2 separate regions of the Mus musculus genome follow, and region 2 is linked to region 1. Evidence: chromatin loops called from intact Hi-C (ENCODE). Cell type or tissue: left cerebral cortex. All regions are shown on one strand. Links, peaks and the distances in the headings refer to the core of each region. The heading gives the core; the rest is flanking DNA. Region 1 has its middle 13 kb from the start of Gm37004. Region 2 overlaps Itprid2 (ITPR interacting domain containing 2).

Region 1 (8,911 bases), core at 1,537-6,536:
TGCCCTTTGTGTGCACAGAAAAATAGACACTGAATATAAATAGTAAATAAAAAATCAATAAATACAAGAGTTGACTGATTAAATCACTAAAAAAAAAAAAAAAAAGTGGTGCCTTGAGTATAGCCTGTACATGCGGTACCACATTTTGGAATAGGAAACCTCAAGTCCAGTGAAGGAAGACAGAGAGGATAGGAATATTCAAATGAACAACCAGGAAAATGACCTTTTGTAGACACAGACGCAGTCTAATGAGAAAAGTGCTTCAGTTAGTGGAAATGCCAAGCCAGGGGTTGATATGCTTGGGAATAAACCCAGCATTATCACAGGGGTAGGCAGATGGCACACGTTCCCTTAATTCAAAGCTTCACTTTTGTAAATAACAATGGAAATTGAACAACTGGCACATTCCGAGATTTGCAGGCTATATTAAGAGTTCTCAGAAAAACGAACCTTCTCAGCCATTTCTGTCTTTGGAACATTTAAATATACACTACCCTGAAGGACTATTGACTCATGGTTCCCACTCATGTTATATAGATCTGTTCCAACAGGCTGGAGCCAGCAAGAAGAACCTTATGTGGATGGATACATACATACATACATACATACATACATAGAAACATAGATAGATACATAGATAGATATAGAGGTGATACAGAGATAGACATGTGACATAGATTTGTTCCCATGAAGGCTGTAGCCAGCAGGAGAGACCTTATCTAAATATCTCTATATAGACATCTAAATATGAATATCTCTAACAAATATCTACATAGATAAATAGATTGATAGAGACATCTAGGTAGATATAGATATATATGTGCTAAGTGTAGAGTGATGCATATTAAATGAGTGAATAATTTTAGTAGGTCTTGGATGGCATATAACCAGGTTCCAGATACAGCTCTGGAGTTGAGGAGAGGAAAAAAAAGGATGGGCCAGGAAACAGAAGTTGAGATACAGCACATGAAGGGATTCTCAGGCTAGTGACAGAAAGCTACACAACAGCTATAGAGTTAATTTTTCAATGTTTCCCTTGCTTTGTTCCTTTATAAGGTAAACTAGCTTTGCATTCTGCCATTGGCAGCCTCTTTAAAATACTATCGTGAAAGTAGGTGAAAACTGGGTTGTTCCTGAAGCTTTCGCAACCATTTCACCAAGTACCGAGTCTGTAACCAGATTACTAATAAGTAAGCTAGATGCAAATACTTTACAACAGATGCAGTAAGCTTTTAACTACATTATATTTGTCAGGAAAGTTACAAAGGCATACACATTCTATTTACAGAGAGTCATATACATATGAACAGCACAGGTAACTATATGGTTTGAAATAGACTGTCGATGTGATGATGTCTCGGGCTCATGTTTAATCTATTAACTACCTACCTATTATATAATTACTGAGAGAATTATGCTTTGATTCTGCTCAAAGCAGGGACTCCTGCAGGAGCCTAAGAGCTTCTTATGTGTAGAGTATTTAAAACAGAATGAAATTAGCAATCTGTAACTTAAAATTATACATAACATTTAGCTTCATTTAAAATTAAAGCAGTAGAAGGAACAGATTTTCATGGCATTTCCATTATGCAGAGAGGTAAACAACAAATAAATATGGCACATATGAATATGAAAATCACAGCACGGTAATTGCTGTACTCCATCAGCGTGTGCAATATTAAATCCTCAAATAAACACTTACTTAACCTCATCCTCACACATGCCTATTGCTTTTATCAGAAGGAGAACCACCTGAAACATTCAAACTAACACCCCATCCCCCAATGAGGTACAAAGTCAACGGGAATCACTGCTGTTCCTGAGAGATTTCAGTTGTGCTCCTCCACTGGCTCCAGTAGTGCCAGTATTTCTAAGAGACAGGGACAGGAGAAGAAATGTGGAAGTCAGTTTGAAAAATTCAGCCCTCCTGAGACTGTCTTTTATGTCACATCCTAACTCCACTGCTGATTCTTAAAGCCTTGTGAGGATCATTAACATTGCAGCCATGCCAGGAACCTCTGCCTTCTGGCTGAGACCACACTCCAGCTCTCTCTTTCTCTAGCAGAGAGCAGAAACTCTTTTTGTATACCCTTAATAATAGCTAACGTCTGTCTCATGCTCTGGGCCCGAGCTTGCCCTAAATTTAACCCTCAGCAATGGTTCTCTGTTTTACTCACAGCCACGACCTGACTCATTTATGAAGAGACCTCTGCTACCCTGGAGTTTTTCAACAGGCAAGGGTTAAAAGGTCAACCACGGTGTCGTTTCTGTCTTTATGAATAACAACTGTCAGAATTCAGTTATGCAGAGTAACACGCTGAAGATATCTTATCATTTTACACAGTATGACCAATGGTTCAGATGTGTGGTTTGTGTGCACATGAGACTATGTCTCCTAGCAGGGGACATCAGCGACTTTATCAGAAGCTAGGAACCAGAACATGCATTGATTCAATTCAACTTTAAAACAGAAACCAAAGACGTATGAAATCCAAAGGAAGGAAAACTGCTTTGTTCCAAATAAATACCTTTCAAGTTTACCAATATTCATTGTCCCAGTGATGAAATTAATACATCTTTGCTGCTCTAAACTTAAATTTGACTGGATGGGTAAATTCAAGCCTGAGGCTTTCATGCCATTATCAGAGGCTCTGTCAGTGAGTGCTTTAACCTAATTACATTTGATGCAGCAAATCAAGAAAACCACTGCTGGTTATGACCTCTGCCAAGAGCACTCATGAGCTAGACAAATGGAGCTTAAGATGTTATTAGTTGTTCGTTGCAAAGTTCCAGATCCTGCCCGACAGGAGGCTGCCGCCTGATGTGGGCACGGACCCTCCAGATGGCATTCTGCATTGGCTTGTGGCAAGGCTCTCGGGGACGCTGGCACATTTTCTGCGTCAAAATGAAAGTTTTCCAATTACAAGGAGATAATGTGAGGAGATGCAAACTTAATCTCTTGAACAAAAGGTTGCAAGCTGTGTAATAGCCATTTCAGGGGAGAGATTTCACTACAGTTCAATTGATTTAAACGTCGTAGATCACAAAATGGGCTATCTTTCCTAATAAAACTGAGGACGCAGCTGCAGTAGATTCTACCTCATGGAGCAGGGTGCCAATGGGCTCATCATCTTAGGGACTGCTTCTCTTAACTCCGTGTTTTGTTGAATGCAAGTCGGTGATTATTTTTGCCTTCCCTTATGTGTGAATGAATAACAAGAAACCATCTCCTTTTAGTTAGACAGCAAATGTCTTAAATGAAGCCTTCCAGGTGTAACAGTTTAACAATGTTACTACATAGCAGATCATAGAGTTTCACCAGGGCATATTAAGTGGTAAGAAAGCCTTATTACTATCCAAACCTTTCAGATAGTTTAGCTAAAATGTTAATCTTTCTTTTTTTCTTTTTTACTAAGTCAGGCAACCCTGATGCAAATGGGGTGATATGCCTCAACACTGGTCCCCAAAGAAATGACTCATAGAAGCTTTTAAGCGGGAACTTGCTTGCAAGAGCGCCTCTCAGGAAAACACATGCACTTGACAATTGACAGGAACATGCTGTCGCAGAGCAAGAAAGAATCATATAGCCATCCCCACAAACCACATAGAGACACCGCCAAACAGGAGAAGGAATCCACACCCTGTCTGCACAGAACATTTGCAGAGTGGGGTGTGGAGCGTGGGGGAGAGGGGCTGAGCACACAGCCTTGCATTTAGCTGGTTTTCAAGAGTTTAAAATGCTAAGCTTAGCATGTAGCTCTATAAGCAAATGCCCTTCAATGTCACAGGATTCTTTTCTTCTGTGATTTAAGAAGAATTTACTGATACAAACATTCACAGCCCAGATTTCCATGCATTCCCCACAGAGAAAACATATACTTCCCAAAATCAAAAATTATGCAGTGCACGCATAGAAAAGTACTTTTGTCACAAATTCCAAGATATTAAAAATACATTTTATACATTGAGATGATGATGGATGATACAGGTTTGTATGAATCTCTGAACTGCAGTGGATCGGGCTAACCAGAGTAAGTAGCTGCCTTTTGTCATTGTAGGAGATCGCTAGGGAACTACTATTTCTTCATAAAATTCAGTCAACTAAATAAAGCAAGATTATAAATTCTAAGTGGTCTCAACTGCAACATCGTAGGTTCTGTAAATCAGTCAAGAATATAAGCAAGCACTTAAAATCACTCAGGAAACCTAACAGATGCCTACTGAAGAGTTAATCCGTGCAAGCAATGAGCATTCTAAAAACAGTCTCACCATCAACATAAAGTGGTCCACGGCAGCTGCTATAAAAGCCCAACATCAGTGTTATGTTGGCTCAACTACTAAGCAGCGACCACAGTGATGTCCCTTAGGAGGCATTTGAGGGCCCAAGTGTACAGCAATTTAAAAACTAAGCAGGAAATCAAAACTAATACCTAGTCTGTTTACAAAATATTTCTCCCTGTGTGCTTGTACCACCATCTAGTGGTTACATAGCTCTCAACCTGATCATTAATAGGAAAGTAATCTGGAAGAAGAGGAAAGGAAAGAAGAAAGAGGGATAGAAAAAAGAAAACAGGAGAAAAATGAAAAAGAAAACAGGGAGAGAAAAGAAGAATATAAAAAACAAAACTACATATACATATAATTTCCAGATCATAAAAAAGGAAATGCAGAAAACCCATGGCTAATACCAGTTAAAATGAAGATGTTATTTTGAATCATTTGCATGGTGTATTTCTATAGATATGATAATTTTACAATCGACATAACAAATGTCTGGATTTTAAAATACAGCTGAATTTGTAAGGACTTATCTCACAACTTAGAACCTGCAGGAATGTTTGCCTGTGTGTCTACAGATATGAACACAAGATCATATGGTTGTTTGAATACCGTCATTGTTGGTAAGTAGAGCTCTTTACATAAAGCATGGTATATTCATAGAGTAAGGCACCAAGCTGGCCTTTATGGTTAATACAGAACCATCTCTGTTAGTTATTGGAGGAAAAGCAGTTACATGGAATGATGTGTTTTCCAGTTTATCACTTCTATAGATCATATATAATGTACATGTGTACCATGACAGGAAAGACCCAGGGGTCTAAATGAGTTGGAAGGCAAAGATGAAAAGAGATACACTATAGCTTAAATTATATGAATGCATTAGGTATTCAAGACTAAATGTATTTTAAATCTAGAATATCTGCATGATTAAAAGAAATCGCCACCTGTGGCAGTTTTAAGACAATAAAATCTCACTGGCAGTTTTCCATAGGAAGAAGCATATGGAATATTTTTATATAAGTGTACATTTATTATAAAATGACAAAGATTGAAGCTTCACTTTTTCCAGAGAAACAGAAATTCAGGGGTCTGGAAACATGGCTGAACAGTTAAGAGCACTTGCTGTTCTTGCAGAGGATCTGATTCAGTTCCCAGCACATACATAGCAAGCAGCTCACAGACATGAGTAAGTACAGTTCCAGGAGATCTAACACCCAACTCTGGCCTCTACAGGTACCAGGCATGCACGTGGTGCACAGACACACATGTAGGCAAAACTCTCATACACATAAAATAAAACAAATAACTTTTTAAAAGAAGACATTCAGTAATCCAAAGGAGCAAGGTTATCTGTAAATGCCATAGAACCAGGTGATGAAAAATTGAAACTATGTTACCCCCAGTCTTGATGTGGAGAGCCTGGCCGAGGCACATTTGTGTGAGGAGATTCAAGGTGTTAGGACTTCAGTTCCTGGCTACAATGATTAGGACCGGGAAGGGAGGGCACTGGGACAGCAACAGCTAGCAAGCCAGTGACTAAAGGTAGGATTGGGCTCCATGAATTAAAAACAATAAAAAGAGACCATGGCATGAGGAGGAAGACCTTTTTGGGGGTAGAAAGATACGGGGAAGATTAAAGGAGGACATGGGGTGGAAATGCTCAAACTATACTGTGAAAAGGGACTAGAAAGATGGCCCAGGTGTTAAGAGCATTGGCTGCTTTTGCAGAACCTGATTTCAGTTCCTAGAACCCACATGGCAGCTAATACCATGGATCAAGCAAGTTACAAGGGATTCAACACTATTTATTTTAACCTCAAACATAAAAAGGGTTCTTGTGGTGCACATACATACAGGCAAAACACTAACCTCAGACACATAAAATAAATATATACAAAATAATAATGATAATAAGCAGAAAGGGTGGGATCGGTTATGAGACAGAAGCAGCAGAGATTTGTAGAAGGAGGTGTTCAACGGTTGGTTCAAGGATGCGATCAACATGGGTGTGGTTTGCCTTTCACAAAGGACTTTAGGTCAGATCTTCTAAAGGCCTGTGTGTGCTTCCATAGCCACAGCGAACTAAAGACACTGGCAAGAGGAGAGCCATGGAAGACCTCCGTGTGTTTTTCATTCATGAAGTAGAAATGCTTAATTGTATATACTATCCTTTCTTTATGGTCCAGGCACTCCTGTCATCATCATGGAGGCTTTATGCCATGAACATTGTGAAAAGTCCTAGAGAAGACTGTGAGAACTGTGAGAACTGTGAGAACTGTGAGAACTGTGAGAACTGTGAGAACTGTGAGAACTGTGAGAACTGGGAGAACTGGGAGAACTGGGAGAACTGTGAGAACTGTGAGAACTGTGAGAACTGTGAGAACTGTGAGAACTGTGTGAGAACTGTGAGAACTGTGAGAACTGTGAGAACTGGGAGAACTGGGAGAACTGGGAGAACTGGGAAGGCTAGTTTCAGACAGAAGAAAGAGAGCTGTTCTCCAGTCTTAGTTCCCAGATGATGAAGAACATTCTACTGCCAAGAGACTTACTTTCTCCTTCTATTTCTTTCTTCTTTCACTAAGATCATGATATACCACACCATTTTTCAGGCGCTAATTTCCGTAAATATTTCTCAAGTAAATATGTAAACTAATCTCAGAACCTACAAAAAAGAGAGTTGTTGGAGACTTGGCATCAGAGGTAAGCATATCCATAGACAGGTTACAAGCCTAGTATCAGATCACCGAAGAGGAGCATAAACTAAAGTGAGTAGGTTTTCCTTGGGCAAAGCTGTAAGGAAGAGCATGCTAGCAGGGCAACAGAGTGAGGGCTTTGCCTGAGGTTGGTCCAGCTGCACAGCTTTGCTTGGCACTTGGCTGGCACACACTAGCAGAAGAGCTGGCACATTTCTGTATCAAATTTATACACTATGTTCAACAGGACTTTTTTTTTCAATCAAACTTCTCACTTCAAGAGCTTTTTATATATTTGCATCCATTTTTAGGAAATTAGATTCTGTAAACACCACACCCACTTTCTCTCAACAAGTAGCATCTTCACGAAATTAGAGTGCAACATTACCACTAGGGTGGAGGCGGAGGACAAGATACAGATGTTCAACATCACAACTGTCATTTAAGTTGCCGTTCTCAAAGCCTCACTCAGCTCTCACCCATCCCAACTATGTAATACTCCATTACCATGAAGTGTTCACAAGTACTATAATCTTAAATCCTTGAGAGTGTTGTATAGGCAGAGCAGTTGAGATACAAACTTGAGGCTTAGTTATGTTCACTCACAGCATAATTCCTGGGGGAAATACTTGGGTTGTTGCCTGTACCCATGGTTTATTCCTTCTCCCTGTGAGGCAGTGATGCCTCTCCATCATATAGACCACATGATGCACCATAATTTGTCTAACCGCTTACACATGTAGGGCATTTAAGGTTTCTTTTAGCATGGGGGAGATGTGGTTACTTTGAAAAGGGTTGTGAAAGATAATTCCTCACTTTTCTGGGTTTCTAGAAGCTCTGCTGTCATGCTGTACAGTAGCTCGATAGCTCTTTTCTCTGGTTTTTAGAATGTCTTATAGTTGAGATAGAGTCTGAAACCTTTCAGATTGTCCTCTTTCACGTAGTGATGGGCATTTAAGTTCTCACCATGTCTTCTACAGTTAATAGCTCAGTTCCTTTTTAGGGATGGATGGTATTTCATTATCTGGATATACCACACTTTATTCATCCTTTCTCCTACTGAATGACATCCTGGTTGCTTCTAAGATTTGACAATTGTGAGTGAAGCTTCCATAAACATTTGTGTGTACATTTCTGTGTGGCAATAAGTCTTCATCTCCTTTGAGTAAATATCAAAGCGTGTGATCATGGGAATGAACGATAAGCGTGGGCTTACTCTTTGAAGCATCTGCTAGACTGCTTTCCAGAGCGGCAGAACCATCTTAGAGTATCACCAGCAACATGGCGATTCGGTTTCTCAGAATCCTTGCCATCAGTGATGTTGTCACTTTTAGTTTTGTGTTTTTTCCAATACATATGTAGTAATATTTGGGATCTTCATTTGCATTTTCTAAATGACTCCACTACTGCAATGGGTTCATGTCTTCTGTCCATTTTCTTACATATTTATGTTGTGAAGTTTTGATATCTAGTCCAGGAGTACTGGGACAACAGGTGTATTTCACATTTCCAGCTATTTAAATTTTCTTTAAAATATGAAATTTTAGGTGTCATCATATATGTGATCCTGTCATGTGTTCTGGTCCTCCCAAAACCTTGAGCTTTCCCTATCTTTCTGCCTTCTCTTCTGAAATGGTTCTCACGTCTTGCGAGTTGTGATAAAGATGTTTCATTTATGGCTGATCACTCCACTGACAGTTATTCTCTGTATTTTGATCAGTTGTGAGTTTCTGAGTTACCCACTGTTCACTGCACAAAGAAGTGTCTCTGTTGAGATCTGAGTGCTGCACTAATCTGTGTGTATAGAGATACAAATTTAGAAGGCAGTTCAGTACTATGTTCATTTAACAAAATACTAGTGACTCTATGAAATCTCCAGCTATGAGTTCTTGGCACTAGTTACAATAACAGGTATGTGTTTCCTTCTGTGGAGGGGC
Region 2 (8,911 bases), core at 2,444-7,443, 690 kb before region 1:
TCCGCCCCTCCTCCCCACACCCCACCCCTGCATCCTCATCTTTTCACACTTACTGCTGCTCCACACACTGAGAGACACTCCTCTCCTTCTTAGCTGACAACACAGAGCAACTATAGGAAGGAGTGGCCAATGGTCCACTTACCTCTTTTTGACTTGGCAAGACTTAGCTGGCAAGTGGCTGGCACGTGAGGGGCTTCTCCCTCTGTGCTCTGGACCTAAAAGAGAACCATATGTACTTAAAACTAAGAGAATTTGTGGCAAAGAAGAGTGTCTCTAGATGGTTACTCATTAAACAAGTCAGTCTAGCTGAAGTGCTCCAAACATTATGTAGGCACTTTATCTCAAAATTGGCAGCATGTCCCACAGGTTCGTTTTCCCACCTACTTCCCGCTAACATGTAGCACTCAACCTAGGGAGCTAGCAGAGAAAAACAGCATATAAAGTAATTGCTTATATACAAACGTATACAAACCTCCACATAGAAAGACTTTGTTTCTCAAAAGTTGCTATATGTGTAAGATGGCCCACACCAGGAGCTTGCCCCAAATGTTAAACATTAAAGTAGTTCCCATGTGAGGGAAAACGGTAATCTGTGCATCATAGAAGATGATGGATGACTGAGCCCTATTGGAGGCAAACACAAATTTGGTGTCTATGTAAGTAGGACACCACGTTTCCACTATTAAGTTTTCTGAAGTCCTCCAGTTTGAGGCGTCAATTGTTACTCATGTATAAGAATGTTCTGTCCTGATAAAAATGTTCTTTTAAGATACAGTGGTATTTTAAGTGGGAAGGAAATCTTAATACAACTAAAATCTTGAAGAGTCTTACCCATAAAAGTCGCTCTAAAAATTCTATTTAGTGGAAGTACCAAACCTAGAAAAGTTGCCATTTTCCTACCTGTATAGCTATATCATTATTTAGGAAATTTTGATTCTAATGCCATCCTCACCCTGTGGAGGAGTTATTTGTTCATTTCTACCACTTTACCACTTAAATGGAAACAAAATGGTAAAACACAGGTTTTTAAACATGAACAAATCAATCAACAAATAACAAACTTTTGATTTGAAGCCTGGTATACTTGAAGCTATGAATTAATTTAAAAATAAGAAATATCCTATAGGAATGAATAGAAGGTCACCACACACAACTACTACACACATACACACAACCACACACACAGGAGAGAGAGAGAGACAGAGACAGAGAGACAGAGAGAGATAGAGAGAGACAGAGACAGAGACAGAGATGGAGACAAAAAGAGAGAAAGCATACATATACATATACCACCACCACAAAAATTAATGGCAGTACTCCCATATTCAGGAATTTCTGATTTGTGATGACTTTTGTATATAGTCTCATGAACCTATAGTTATGATCTGAAGAAACTGAAAGTCGTTACCATTTAACACCCTCCTGAGTCTGACACATAAAGTCAGCTTTACTTTTATTTGCTACTACTCAAAAATTATATTATTCAAAGCAGCAGATACAAGTCCAACCGGAAAACCATTGTTTTAGTGCAAGGGAACAGAACACATTTTCTTTTTATATTCAACAAAAGGCCTATTATTAGCTGCTACTCTGGCCCAGCCTAATACAGGTTTCTAAATAACAATCATTAGCTAGATTGAAAGAATACAGAAGCAATCCAGATAACTATTTATATCTTAGGAATCTCAGCTAGACACAACAAATTATGACCTCCCACTTTATAAATGTAGGATTATAAAATATTCTATTTCCTTAGAGATAAATTAACCACAAAGTGGTGAGAATCTAAAGAACATGCTACCTTCTCTAGCCATCTATCCTTCATGATGCTAAGAGGGGAAAAAATTTCTCCTCTTACTACAAAGCCCTTCATCAATGCTAGACAGTCTCTGAGAGTGGAGAGGGTCATATTTTCTTACACAACTGCTAATATCAGGAAGACTATTCTCAGCAAAATCTTACTGTATTAAGTCCATGGCGTGAGTGACGACTTATTCTTAGTTTTACTGGTCATGACTATGCAAAAGTCAGATTTCAGTGTAAAACCGTGAAGACAGTACAGAATAAAGATCTACACAGCAAGCATTCCTAGTGCTGTATGGTAAGTTGGCCATGTACTCTAGGTAGCCTTTGATTAAAGTTTTACAAATATAATCAAACAAAACTGAAGCCAGTAACAAGTAATAGATTTTTATCATACAATTCTTGAAACTTTAGGTTAAGTTCAAAACTTCCCACAATAAAAGGAAAACAAAGAAAGTACACATTAAGCCAAAACAACAGAGTTGCTTTCTGAATTCACGAGTGGATACAGCTTTCATCCTGTCCTTCCACTCAGGACCAAAACAACACTAACCACTCTGTCATTTTAAACATACTAAATACAAAATAATGCTGAAATAAAATCTGAATGAGAGTCTTAGAAATTACAATTCTGTGTGGTATCACAAAAAAGAAATAAAGAAGGAAAGAGAGAAAGAAGAGAAAGAAGAGAAAGAAGAGAAAGAAGAGAAAGAAAGAAAGAAAGAAAGAAAGAAAGAAAGAAAGAAAGAAAGAAAGAAAGAAAGAACAAGAAAGAAAGGAAGGAGAAAAGAAAGAAAGCCAAGACTGCTCTGCCCTAAGTTGTACGGGGCTGTGACAGCCCTTCAGCTTCTGCCCACTGATCTCACTGATCTCCTTCCTCACCTCTGCCCCATGGCAAATGTTCGGGGCAGGTCAAAGGAGCCGGACCTGAGTTCAAGTCTTACTAGCCAGTCGCCGGCTTCTAAAAACTATCTGTGTTTTGCAATTATAAAATAAGGGTGAAAACTCTTCTACCACAAGTCCTTAAGTCAAGCAAAAGTAACTACAAAAGTAACAGAGCAGCAGAGACCCAGGACAGCATCCCTCAGCAGCTTCCTTCACGGACGGCAGTCATCTCCTGCAGCTCTGACACTGGAGCAAATATGACTTCCCTCAGAGAGAAGATGAAAACCACTGCTGGGAAGTCATATTTTAGTGTCAGGAAGGTGTAAGGGGAGGGGAATGCTTTCAAACAACCTTTGTAATAGTTTATTATCCTGTAATTACTTCTAAGTTACCTTAAAGAAAAGAAAACTAAGTTTTAAAATAAACGACACACAAAGTTTGTTTCCACTGTTATGTAATTTTTAAAAAGACTCAAGAAATTATAGATTTAAAAAAAATCAAAACAAAACAGCCAGAAACAACCCAGTGACTATCTGGGATTTGGGATATCAGGACAGATACCAAATATCAGAACTCATATTTAAATTCTTATCTTCAGAAACTACAGCTACAAATAGGCATGGTGGCCCATGCCTGTAATCCCAATATTTGGGAGGCTGAAGCAGGAGAATCAACCCTGGCAGCATAGCAAGATCCTGTCTAAAGAAACAAAATTCACAAATTTGGAAGGCCAAAGGCAGAATTCCACTGTTCCTCAAATACCCCACTGATTCGGGATTATTCGAACTCAGATAAATAAATGAGTAAACCCTAAAACTTAGAAGCTAAAAGTAGTAAGTTGTATAAGTACAAAGGGAGACTTACAAACAGTTATTTTAGGAGCTCAAGCAGGATTATGTATGCACCTACTAACAGTTGCTTTTACATAGTTCATCAGCACAGTGAGGGGCGGGAGCCTCCACAGAGGCACACACATCCCCCAAGCAGGAGCAACTGCTCACTCAGCAGGATCACCTTAACTGTGACCCCTTCTGACTGCTGATGTCTAACTCTATGAACTTACCATGCTGTATTCAACAAGCCAACCAAAACAAACGAGAGAGAGAGAGAGAGAGAGAGAGAGAGAGAGAGAGAGAGAGGTGGGGGGGGACAGGGAGAGAGAGACAGGGAGAGGGGGGGACAGGGAGAAAGAGAGGGGGGACAGGGAGAGAGAGAGAGACAGGGAGAGAGAGAGGGAGGGGGGGGACAGGGAGAGAGACAGGGAGAGAGAGACAGGGAGAGAGAGAAAGGGGGGACAGGGAGGGAGAGAGAGGGAGAGAGAGAGAGAGAGATCCGAACCACTAAGAATTAAAATCCTTTCCCACACCCCAACCAAAAAATGACAAAAGGTGTAGAATTTCTGAATAATTCTGGATACTCTAAAACATTTTTTTAGAAGGCAAGTTGACTTTTAACTAAAACAGTCTACAAACTTTTTTTCCTGTTTTTCATTTCTTAAATATAAGAAAGGCATTCTCTGCTTCTAGCCTGTCTCACTCAGTCTCCTCCTTTGTGAAGCGCTCTTCACACTTAAATGGCATCCTGCTAGGTCCTGGCCACCTCAGGCTTCCCTCCTATCTCACCTGATTAGGCAGCCTCACCCACAAAGCCAGACTGCAGCCTCCTTCCTTCCGACTCCAGCCCCAGCTGGAGCTGCTGCAGTTGAGGGCTCTCCTGTGAGCTGGCTCTGAGAGACAGAGAGCTCTAACCTGTATCTACTCGCTGCTCACACAGAAGCAAATGCTCTCCTCGGTGATCAGATCCCAACCAAAGCAGTGCCAGAGAGACGTGCACAGGCTACTCCAGATGGGATGCAAGCCGGCCTTGGGAAGACTGTTTGTCTGCTAGTACAATTCATATCATGCCTCAGAGGAAATGAAAATAACACATTTCCCTGCTTTATCCATTGTTCTAGAAGTTTCTGCAAAGTTTCCAAAGGAAAAAAACACAATTCTAGGAGGTTTTTAATAAATATTTTAAATAGATATGAAAAAAGCAAGGATTCATTATCCTTAAAGTTCCTCTATTTCCAATAGACAAAGTTGAAAGTGAATTTGTCATACATATTTGAGAAAATATCTTAATAGGTACACCAGGCTCCGAGCCTAAAGCTTGCTATGTAGCTTCAGCTTATCTCAAACTCATGGTCACTGTGCCTCAATCCTTTGGATGCTAGTTACTACCAACATACAACACCATTCCTAGTGACAACACACACACACACACACACACACACAGAGTATCTAACATTCCTTAACTATTCATGTTAATCTTCACTTCACAAAAGGGTTCACGTTATTTTGTCATTAATGTTTTTTCCAGCAGGGGGCGCAAGCAAAAAGGTGAGTGCCACCAAACTGCACCCACCATTTGACAAGCCTTACACTTCTGCTTAGAATTTGAGTTCTTTTAAAAACCTAGAGATTACAAAAAGGACACTGTCAACCTACTGCTATCCAAAACTGAGTCACCAGCATGAAATTCCCAGCCACTGCACACTGTTTAGATTTGCATAGCTCGGTGCAGGGCTAAAGTATGGAAGCTGCAGGAGCCACTCAACACGAAGGAGTGGGCACAGGAAGGGCTGAACTTATGCTCAGTCCTTAGGACCAGCTGGGCCAAAACAACACTCAACAGAAATCAGCAGGCCAGAGCCAGGGTTTGCAAGCTGGCATCAGAATCCTCTCCCACGCTCACACTGCTAAGGCAGAAATCACTTTAGTAATTTAGGGAAAAGTAGCCTACAAGAAAATGGACAACATTCCACAGAGCTTCTTCTATTCCTTCACTTTACTCTTTAGCCATAATTAACATATAAAAAATGCAGAAGCCACCAAAAACATAAATAACTCTATCAGCAACTGAAACTTTGAAATAAATAAAAAGTCAACACTAATGTGACTAATACAAAAGTCAGCGAAGAGAACATTAGGGCACCATTATTTACTCTCCAAGCCCAGAGAGAAAACGTGATTCTGAAGCTAACAGGAACTATTACCAAAGCAAATCTTCCATATTTTCAATAAGAGAAATTACATATTACATTATGCATAGCCACAACACAGATACCTCAGCTTCTTCCTGTGGAACAAAAGACAGCATTTTTGAGCTTTTCTCCTTGGGCCAAGCACAGTCCCTCCCACAGTATAGTGCCCTGGTCCACACAGCTAAATACTGTATAGCAGCGAGTCCCTGTGCCGATGAGTTCTGGATAAACCTCCCGAGTATTTTTACAGTCTTGATTTTATTTTAATTTTATGTTAATTCTAGATTTTATGTTAATTAGCAGGAGTATCGATGGATAAAACAAAGTCGCCCAATGTTTAATCTGGACTTATAAAACCCCGTCCAGCAGCCTTCCAGAGCCTTCTTTTCCTCTCAGGCAGGCACATCACCAGTATCCATCCACAAGTTGCCTTCACCCTCGCCCTGCTCGCTGGGACCCCTGAAGCCTGAACTGCAGCCCTGTTTGATCTGCTATGCAGTGAAATGATTTGGATTTGCATATACACTCTCAAGGCTGTCTGCTATCAAAGCCTTAGGCAGATAAGATGTCACTGGATAGATGCCAGCTGAGCCTGAGGGGCGTCACAGCACACAGTTTTCAACCAGCTCTTGGTTTGGGAGCAGCAGCAGGAGTGTCAACAGGAGGATGAGTTTATTCCACAGTTATGAATGGTGGCGACCTGCCTTTCTATAAACACTCCTGGAGCTTTTCCTCCTGACTATCTACTTACAAAGGAACCCCAGGAAATTTTTTTGCCTACCTCTTCCATCTCAAAGGAGTCTTTCTGCTGCGTCATTATGTTCCGTATGGATGGGATTGTCAGGGGTGCACAAGGCTCTTTCTCGCTCGAAGACGCCTGGGCACTTTTCAGCTCACTGCTGCTCTCCAGCTCGCAGTGGCTGGACACGCGGCCATCATGACCCAAGTCAGGATCTGTCACAGCAGACTTGCGGAGCGGGTCCTTCTCCTGACTGTGAGCCTCTCTGCTTTCTTCACTTTCCTCCTGGTGGCTAATGGTACTGTCTGCTTCCTCGGAAAGTCTGTCTGCATCAACGCTGTCTGTGACGGTTGATGAACTACCTGAGACTTCTTCTGTAACCGTAGCCAGCATCGAAGACGACTCCTTCTTCTTTACAACTTTCTGAAGCTTAGGGTCACTCTTGCCGCCGCCGCCATCTTCAGACAGTGAGATGCTTAGAGTCCTTCCTTTCTCAGTGGCGGGGGAAGAGCCCCCTTCTCCTTTCTCTGTTTTATCAACACATAAGTTCAGTTTTGATAGTGTTTTCATCAGACGGTTTGCAGTGTTGCTTCGAGTTAGAGGGGGCGGGGAGTCTGCCACCTCCTTGGTGGAGGTCACCGAGGACATACTTCCAATCCTCTGCAGTGGAGTTCCAGAGACTTGGGAATATAGAGAAGAAAATGCATTGGCCACAGTAGTCAGGACTTCAATTTGGCGAAATCGGCCTACAAAAGGAAAAGAGAAATTATATGCTTATGTTATACATACGTCTTGTAAACAAATTTCATGCTTATGTTATAGGTACATAGAGTAAACACATGCTGTTTAGAATTCTAGTAATTTAATTTAGACCCCAAATATTATGAAATCATATTTTTCCTAAATGAACATGTAAGCCACTACGTTCAGAGGATAGAGAGGAGGAATTTTACTGTGGAGATTAGAATTCGTACTTTAAAGCAATTAGAAATAAGCACAAAAACTGATGATAGTACTGAAGATAACAGAACCAGCTAGGAATTATCTCTAGTTAGGAATTATTTACTGTTTGGTCATGGGCTCCACTAAGACTTTTTCAAATGCCCTCCTAAGAAAATACACATTCGAGTATATTCTACACTGAACTGCAGAGTACAGTTAAAGCACACATAAGGTTGGTCCACGAGCAACCTGGGAGGAATCCTGTTTCAAGACACCATTTAACAGAGAAAAAACAAGTAGAGGCCTAAGAGAAAAGACTCAACTGGCCAAGGTATTTTAGATTTACAGAAAAGCACCTGAAATGGACTGAGATAGGTAGGTAGGTAGGTAGATAGATAGATAGATAGATAGATAGATAGATAGATAGATAGATAGATATAAAGATATAGATATTATAACTAGAATAATTAATTCAGAATGAGCAAAAAACCTAGTCTATTATTAACCTTATTTTTAAAATGTCAGATGTGAAAACAAAGATCATCTGGCCTAGTTGCTCAACGTTTCAAACATCACACTAACATCAGAGCCCTTACTTGTCAGAGCATAGTTTGGGTTCTCTACTTCCATCCGTTGCATCTGTGCACTCAGAAATACTTTAATGTCTATGCCTCTGGCAAAGGATGATGAATTAAAAAATCTGGAAGGAATTTTAGAAGCAATATCTGGTTCATCTCGTCCAAATCCAAGATTATATAGAATTTCTTCAGGATCTTCCTCGTAAAGCTCCAGCAGTTCTGAGACACTGCAACAAAGGAAGAAGACGTAGAGATGTCAAGTGTGCTCAGAGGTCACACTGCACGTCAATCAGTCCACAGCCCCGTTTTCACTCCCCGTGGCTCAGGTCTTCACATCATATCTTTCTGTATCTTCCGATACTTCGCATGCATGAGATACACAGTCCTTAGAAAGGATATACAGGCACATTTTCTCATGATACTAGTGTTGGAAAATCAGAAACAAAAGTCAGAAGGCCTAATCCCTAAGAACACAAAACAGATCCTCTAAGGGACTGCTCACCTTAGTTTTTTGGTCATTTTTAAAGGATTCTCCAGGAAAGTAGTTCAGACCAAGCATGATAAAGAAAGAATAGATTAAAGGGAAAACATCATAGGGAGTTGATACAGCTTGTGTACTGAGGACCCAGCTGTGAAACCTAAGCTTTGCTCACACTTTGTTTTTCTTATAGGAGGCAACTATCTTAGCATAAGCAAAGAAGGAGACAAGCTGGGTCAGAAACCCAAGGAAGAGCTTCCCTCCAGCTCCTCTCTCCCCACAGCCATGAAGGAAGTAGGAGGAGTAAAGTCAGGAGGAAGTGGGTTATACGGAGAGAAACTTGTCCCTGATTCCACTGGGAATTCAACAGTAACCTACCCTCTCACTGCAGTGATAATCCGAGTTTTGGGGGGGCTTCACAAGGGAGTAAGAAAGAAGAAAGATGGAACGTGTCTAGAAGA

What was found. Peaks named below come from ENCODE experiments on the same cell type or tissue, not always from the same donor. Only the 100,000 strongest peaks of a DNase experiment are listed, where the experiment ranks them.
Region 2: a loop joins it to region 1, with 2.1 times the contacts of the local background. A loop is called at or near these places in 3 of 42 quality-filtered maps.

Annotation. Positions count from the first base shown.
Region 1 is chr2:78,955,130-78,964,040 of GRCm38, reverse strand. No RefSeq gene overlaps it. Among named protein-coding and RNA genes, the nearest start is that of Gm37004, 13 kb to the left of the region's middle. In left cerebral cortex, for the core only: CTCF peaks have their summits at 3,538 and 4,472 (motif pointing left); DNase peaks (open chromatin) are centred at 3,599 and 4,331; H3K4me3 peaks cover 463 bases.
Region 2 is chr2:79,642,692-79,651,602 of GRCm38, reverse strand. Itprid2 (ITPR interacting domain containing 2) reads right to left here. Exons shown (of 18, transcript NM_080558.4): 7 at 7,991-8,199; 8 at 6,495-7,198; 9 at 143-215. Among named protein-coding and RNA genes, the nearest start is that of Itprid2, 12 kb to the right of the region's middle. In left cerebral cortex, for the core only: a CTCF peak has its summit at 5,055 (motif pointing right); a DNase peak (open chromatin) is centred at 5,207; H3K27ac peaks cover 295 bases.